Regions from separate parts of the Homo sapiens genome. Here region 2 is linked to region 1. The links are chromatin contacts, found by Hi-C in ENCODE. All regions are on one chromosome and are shown on one strand. Each heading gives the region's core, a stretch centred on a gene start or an enhancer-like site at or near the end of the contact. The rest is flanking DNA. Distances are from core to core; before and after follow the strand shown.

Region 1 (2,999 bases), core at 365-2,864:
TATATCTCAATAAATCTGTAATTAAGAAAAAATAACAGTAGAAAGAATAAATTGTGTATACTCATATAACTGAATTTCATACAGCATAGAATAAAATTGTAAAAAAGACTTGTTACATGCAACGACACGGATGAATTCAAATATAATATAAAGGGAAATAAACCAAATACTATAAAATATTTACCAAGTAATTCATTTCATGTGAAATGTCAGAATAGACAAAACTAACAGGGGGATGAAGAATGCTACTATTAGTTAATTTCTTGAGCTGAGTTGTGGTTGCCCGGACATGTTTGTGTTAATCTTTGAAAGTTTACTGAACTGTATTTGTAATTTGTACACTTTTTTGTATGCTGTACTTCAACACGTTTTATTAAAAATATTTCTAAAAATCCAAATGTTCAGTAAGTTGTCCTATAATATGCATTAAAAAAGAATTAAAAAATACACAAGCATTTCAAAAGTTATTTTTTGTGGGTTAGGGTTATGGAGAATTTCTTTTCTGCTCTATACGTCTCAGAATTTTCCAAATGACCATAGTAGACATATATTACATTTATCACTAGAAAAAAATACTATTAAAATACAATTGTCTGAGATAATCTTGTACTACTTTTACACTAAACTAATTTAGTTCAAATGTGGGGACTTCAGCTTTTGCTCCCAGATGAAAAGAGCTTGTCATTTTGGAGCAAAGGAGGGCGTGGCAGTTGGTCGGAGTGTTTCCTGGTGGCCTAGGAGACTGCCAGAAACTCACCAAGGGCCACCGGCCTAGGGGGAGGAGCAGAGGTGCAGGTGCAGGGAGGGATTCAAGAGACTGTGAACTAAACCTGGGTGGGTCCCAGTCCTCACAAAACCTGGGTCCTAACTGCAAAACTATGGTCGGGCCTGGGAAGGGGCGGAGGACTCACTGGCGCTCTAGCCTCTGTGCTGGGTGAATTAGTGATTAGGCTCTAATCTTCACAGTCCTCATGATTCTATTTTTGTAAGGCCAGCAGCTAAGAGTGGTTTTTACATTTTCAAAACAAAGACGAATACGCTACAGAGACAGTTCCAGGCCCAAATTCTAGAGTATTTGCTTTCTGGCTCCTTACAGAAAAAGTGGGTAAACTTCTTGATTAGAGGGTCTAGGCAGAAGAATTCTAAGGTATTTAAAATTTTTACCTGGGAATGCGCTTGCTGGTGAGGCGGAGCCGGCGTGAAGCCAGTGTGCCCAGCGGCACTGGTACCACGCGATGCTGGATTGCCTAGGCTGGTCAGACGGAGCAAATCGGAATCCACGGAAGAAAATTCACCTCTTAAGGATCCAGTCCGGAAAGGGATGGCCGGGCTCTTCCTGGGCAGGGGTGCCCAAATGGATGAGGATGCTCTCTGCAGCCCTCGGCGGATCGCAAAGGAGCAGGGCTCCGGTCTTCTATCTGGGAAAACATGGTTGTCACTCGTGGAGAAGCCAACGGAGCCCCTGCGGAGTTTTCTTTCCTTTTCTCTGCTGCAGGCAGAAGAAGCGCATTGCGCGGTTCGCCGGGCTGTCTGCAACTTTGGGAGCTGCGCCGCGTGGGTGCGGCCAGCCGACCGGCGCGTGCGCAGTGAGTTCTCAGCGCCTCCCGCCGCGCAGGCTCGGCGTTGGCCTCCGCGGCCCGTGCGAGTGCGCCCTTCTCGGGTCCCCTAGGTCGCGGGGCAGCCGGGGCGGAAGGGGCTTGTTCATTATTTTGAGAGTTTGTTGTGAACGTCATAACCTTTCGTCCTTAAATATTGCCGATACTTGACCTACGCAAGAGACAATGTCATGTGATTCAGCCTAATATCTCAGTATGTATCCCCTAAGAATAAGGGATTTTTCTACATCAGGGTTTCTCAACCCCGCGCTATGGACATTTTGGGCAGGATGAGTTTTTGCTGTCTGTACCCGTAAGGTGGGGTGACGGGGTGGGGTGGGGGTGTCCTGTGCTAAACAATCACTATTTAGCAGCATCCTTGGCCTCTACCCATTAGATGCCAGTAGCAACCCCCTCCCCCAGTTGTGACAGCCAACGATGCCTCCAGACACTGCCAAACCCAAACGGTGTGGTTGGGGGGGTTGAGGGGGGGAGGGGTAGTGGTGAGGGTTGGGGGAAAAAGGAGAGGTACAAAGTTGCCTCAATTGAGGACCACAGGATCACAATGCACATCATCATACTTAGGAAATGTAACATTGTTATATTACAATAATCTATATTTCATATTTGAATTTCCTCAATTGTCCCAAAATGTCCTTCTTTACCCTGTAGTTTGTAAAATGTAAATCCGAGATTTAACAAGAATCACATAGTGCATCAATAAGAACCACATATTGCAGTTGTCAAGTCTCTTTCGCTTCCTTCAATATAGAGCAGTTCCCTAGCCTTTTTTGTTTGTTTCTCCTGGTATTGACATTTTTGAAAAGTCTAGCCCGGTGGTCTTCCAGAATATCCTTCAATTTGGAGATGTCAGATTGGTTCCTCATTATAAGATTCACGAGTAATAGATATGTACACACAAACATATATGCAGGAATTCTACCTAGGTGATGTATCCAATTTTATCTATTTTCAAATGACTTTTTAGCTGTCATAACATTTAATTTATAAAGCACCTCCCTGACCAGCGATTTGCAATATTTTTATCACATACGTAAATTTCCACATTGTAATTGGGTCTAAGATATATTTTCTTTTTTCCCCGCATTGATCTTATTGTCTACTTATGGGCTAATATACTGTTTTTATTAGAGACTATATTTCAGTATCTGGTAGGGCTAGACTGCATCATTGCTGTTTTCTTAAGTGTTTTTTTAATGCTGGGTTATTTTTTCATGTTAACTATAGAATATAGCCCCATAAAAGTACTTTCAAAAAAAAAATCTTCTGCATACCTTTTCAGTTTATGATGTTGCATTTTCCTTTTGAAAAGCAAGGTTTATTTTTTCTCGTGCTCAAGTTTCAGCTTTGTGTCTTTCAAGGAAGCATCATAAAGGTTTTTCA
Region 2 (3,026 bases), core at 337-2,836, 860 kb before region 1:
ACCGGTGTCATCATGCTATTCCTTAAGTCTGTGGCTTTAGTTTCTACAACATTTCAGAACTTACTCTTTCCTCTTCGACCTGTCGTTATTAAAACACATCTGTTTGGCTTTTTGGCTCCCATTACCAAAAGAGGACCCTGGCGCATTCTCTTCTAAGTTGATAGACTCATTAAAGCCCAAATATTAATGAATGATAATGTCTCTACCTTGTGGAAAATAATTTGCATTTAAACAACTTTCAATGCCTAAGTCCAAAGAGATAAGTGATTGTGAGAATTTCCAGCAGGCAGTTGTCCTGGACCAGCCGGGGTAGTTGTCGAGAGGTCCCTGAAGCAAAATCCAATCACAGCCCATGGACAGCTGTCCACTCTGTCTCTGCAGGGTGGGTTCAGGCATGTATGACACCCTCAGAGTGTGCATGCACACAGATATGCAGGTGCCAATTAGGGACACTGAGACCATCTTAACTTCCATGGAAAAAAGCTGTCACTTGTGATATGCATGCCACTTACATATATTCTTTCCCTTAGCACTTTGATACCTTTTTGTCTAGCTTACAGTCCCACTAGCACAAAGCATTTCTTGGAAGAAAAATGAGGCCAGATAGGCATAAGGCTCAGACCCTGATAGGGTTTGGCTGTGTCCCACCCAGATCTCATCTTGTAATCCCCATAATCCCCACATGTCTAGGGAGAGACCTGGTGGGAGGTGATTGGATCATGGGAGTGGTTTCTCCATGATTTCTCATGATAATGAGTTAGTTCTCACAAGATTTGATGGTTTTATAAGAGGCTCTTCCCTCTTCACTACTCACTTTTGCCTCTCTCGCCTGCTGCCATGTTAGATGTGCCTCTACCCTTTCTGCCATGATTGTAAGTTTCCTGAGGCCTCCCCAGCCATGCAGAACTGCGAGTTAATTAAACCTCTTTTCTTTATAAATTACCCAGTCTTGGGTATGTCTTTATAGCAGTGTGAAAATGGACTAATAGACCCCAAAAAGGCAGGCAGGATACAGATTATTAGAGCGCAAATCACAGGATTCTATTGGCCTTCTGGGGCCATACCACACTCCAAACCACACTGAGAGCTCTGAAAGTGGAGAGGAGGAAAAGATTAAAAAGTACAACTTTTTCACATAAAAACCACAAAAAATAATCCTGATTCACAGACTGTACTGTGCAAGAAACCAGTGGGTTTTCTCAGGCAATTCAGTACTATCAGACAAAATTAAGAGAATTATCCAAACTACTGAAGAAGTGGAGTTCATCGGTTAGGTCTGACTGATTTGTCTATCAGGAGCCCAATGCAGCACTTATGCAAGCCTTATGTAGAGAATGCTACTTTCGAGGACAGGGTAGGTTAGGATGAGCTCTTTACTTTAGTGTGCCAGAAACAGCTCCAGGTGGTCTAGCCCAGGTGGCTGTCACAAATGAACATATCATTTTCTTTTGAATTATGAGAGAGTATGACTCATTTCTCCCCTCTGCACACACTGCTTCATAGGACCCACTGAATTTGCCACCTGGTGAAATGGTTATTGATCTGTCGTTCCTCTAGGGGATCCCCCAGTTTCATTTCCTTCATTCTCCAGACAGAGAGACACAATTGTGTAACCATATGGACACTTTCTGCATTTTATCAAAATGGCATCTTGTAAATGGAAACTCACAAGAGATTAGCACAGATGTCAGACACAAAGTACTTTGATGGACACACAAAAAGGGCATTTTGTAAACTACAGTGAAACCAGTTTCTTAAAGTATTTCTAAACTCACCAAAACTATAGAATTAAAGAGATCCTCAAGCCACTTTGAAGTACACATTGGTTTCTATCAGAACAAAGGTAGAATATGTGCTGCTTTAACAGGAGATGTTAGAGAACCTGCTGTCCACATGAGAGGCTTCACTTGTAGCTGACTTGCTTCTGTCTCCTGGGTGCTGCACAACACCGACTGGCACTTGTGACCTGAAGCTAATATAAAACACCCAGGAGGCCAGGATACAACTTGGGTTCACAGGGATTCTCCACTCTACTACAGGTGGATTCCTCCTGACCAAGCAAAGGTGACAGAGGAACTGGTGATACTTTTACCAAGATAAATCATGTGACAGGCAGGCCACTTGTCTTCTGAGGTCAGACACTAAGTCAGTGGCTCACAAACTTTAGCATGCCCCAGAATCACCTGGAACACTCGATAAAACACAGATTGCTGGGCCCCACTCCAGTGTGTCTCCTTTAGTAGGTTTAGGGCTGGGCCCAAGAATTTGCATTTCCAAGTTTCTCAGTGCTGCAGATGCTGTAAACCCCAGTAGCATCCTTTGAGAACCACCCCTCTAAGTTCAGTGTTGATATAACATTTTTCTTTCTTGCTACCATTGCGGTTCCCAGGGCTTGTGGTTGCGGAAGAGATGAGGGAAGTTGCAGCTCCTGCAGCAGCAGTTAGCGTGTGGGAGCGGTCAAACCCAGGGGCTGTTCAAGATGGATTAGTGAGGTGGGCGGGGCCTGGAATCGGGCAATCTTTCTCATGATTCCAGACATGTCTGTCTGTCTTGTCTGACAGTTTGAACCTAGTTTATCCATTTTGCTTTTAAGGCCCCCCTAAAGATAGTTTGAGTCCATTGGCCCACACCCATAGCAATGAGATCAGTATTAGAGAAAAGAAGGTTGGCAGATGGACTCAGAGAGGCTCACGTAGTAGCATCAATAAACAAACTTCATGAGGTGCAGTTTCTCAAGTGGTTTTGCACAAGTGGTCATAGCAGGGCAGGGAAGGGTGCACCTAGAGAGCCCTGTGTAGGCAGAAAACAGTTTTCTCAGCAGACATTCCTGGCGGCTTCTGGTGGAGGATTCATTTGAAATTGTCAGTCTGAAATGCAGACAGCTACTCTGCAGCTCATTTCAGAGAACACCCATGTGCTCTAGCCTTCATTTTCTTTTTCCTACAAATCTTGTCCCTCTAAGGATACAAAAGGCAGTCTTTGGAGATCTACTTCTTTCTATACCTTGGCCCCAGAGAGGAATTACG

Evidence for each region. A loop is a pair of places that touch in the nucleus more often than their neighbours do. Pooled maps may share reads with other maps.
Region 2: a loop to region 1 is called in a map of tibial artery, with 5 times the contacts of the local background. The contact joins the enhancer-like site here to the promoter of LINC00882 in region 1. A Hi-C loop is called at or near these places in 3 of 168 maps with a recorded cell type or tissue (ascending aorta, chondrocyte and tibial artery) and 14 of 50 pooled maps.

Annotation. Positions count from the first base shown.
Region 1 is chr3:107,239,253-107,242,251 of GRCh38, reverse strand. LINC00882 (long intergenic non-protein coding RNA 882) reads left to right here and starts at 1,614. Exons shown (of 4, transcript NR_028303.1): 1 at 1,614-1,809. It overlaps DUBR (DPPA2 upstream binding RNA), which reads right to left and starts at 1,560. Exons shown (of 4, transcript NR_028302.1): 1 at 1,165-1,560.
Region 2 is chr3:108,099,596-108,102,621 of GRCh38, reverse strand. The region is part of intron 1 of LOC105374031 (a long non-coding RNA gene); the gene reads right to left. Among named protein-coding and RNA genes, the nearest start is that of CD47, 10 kb to the right of the region's middle. RefSeq lists an enhancer at 1,187-1,256 and a silencer at 2,337-2,406. Within about 2 kb of position 1,586, at least 4 of the 41 ENCODE cell types and tissues checked have a DNase peak (open chromatin) inside an H3K27ac peak, as active enhancers do.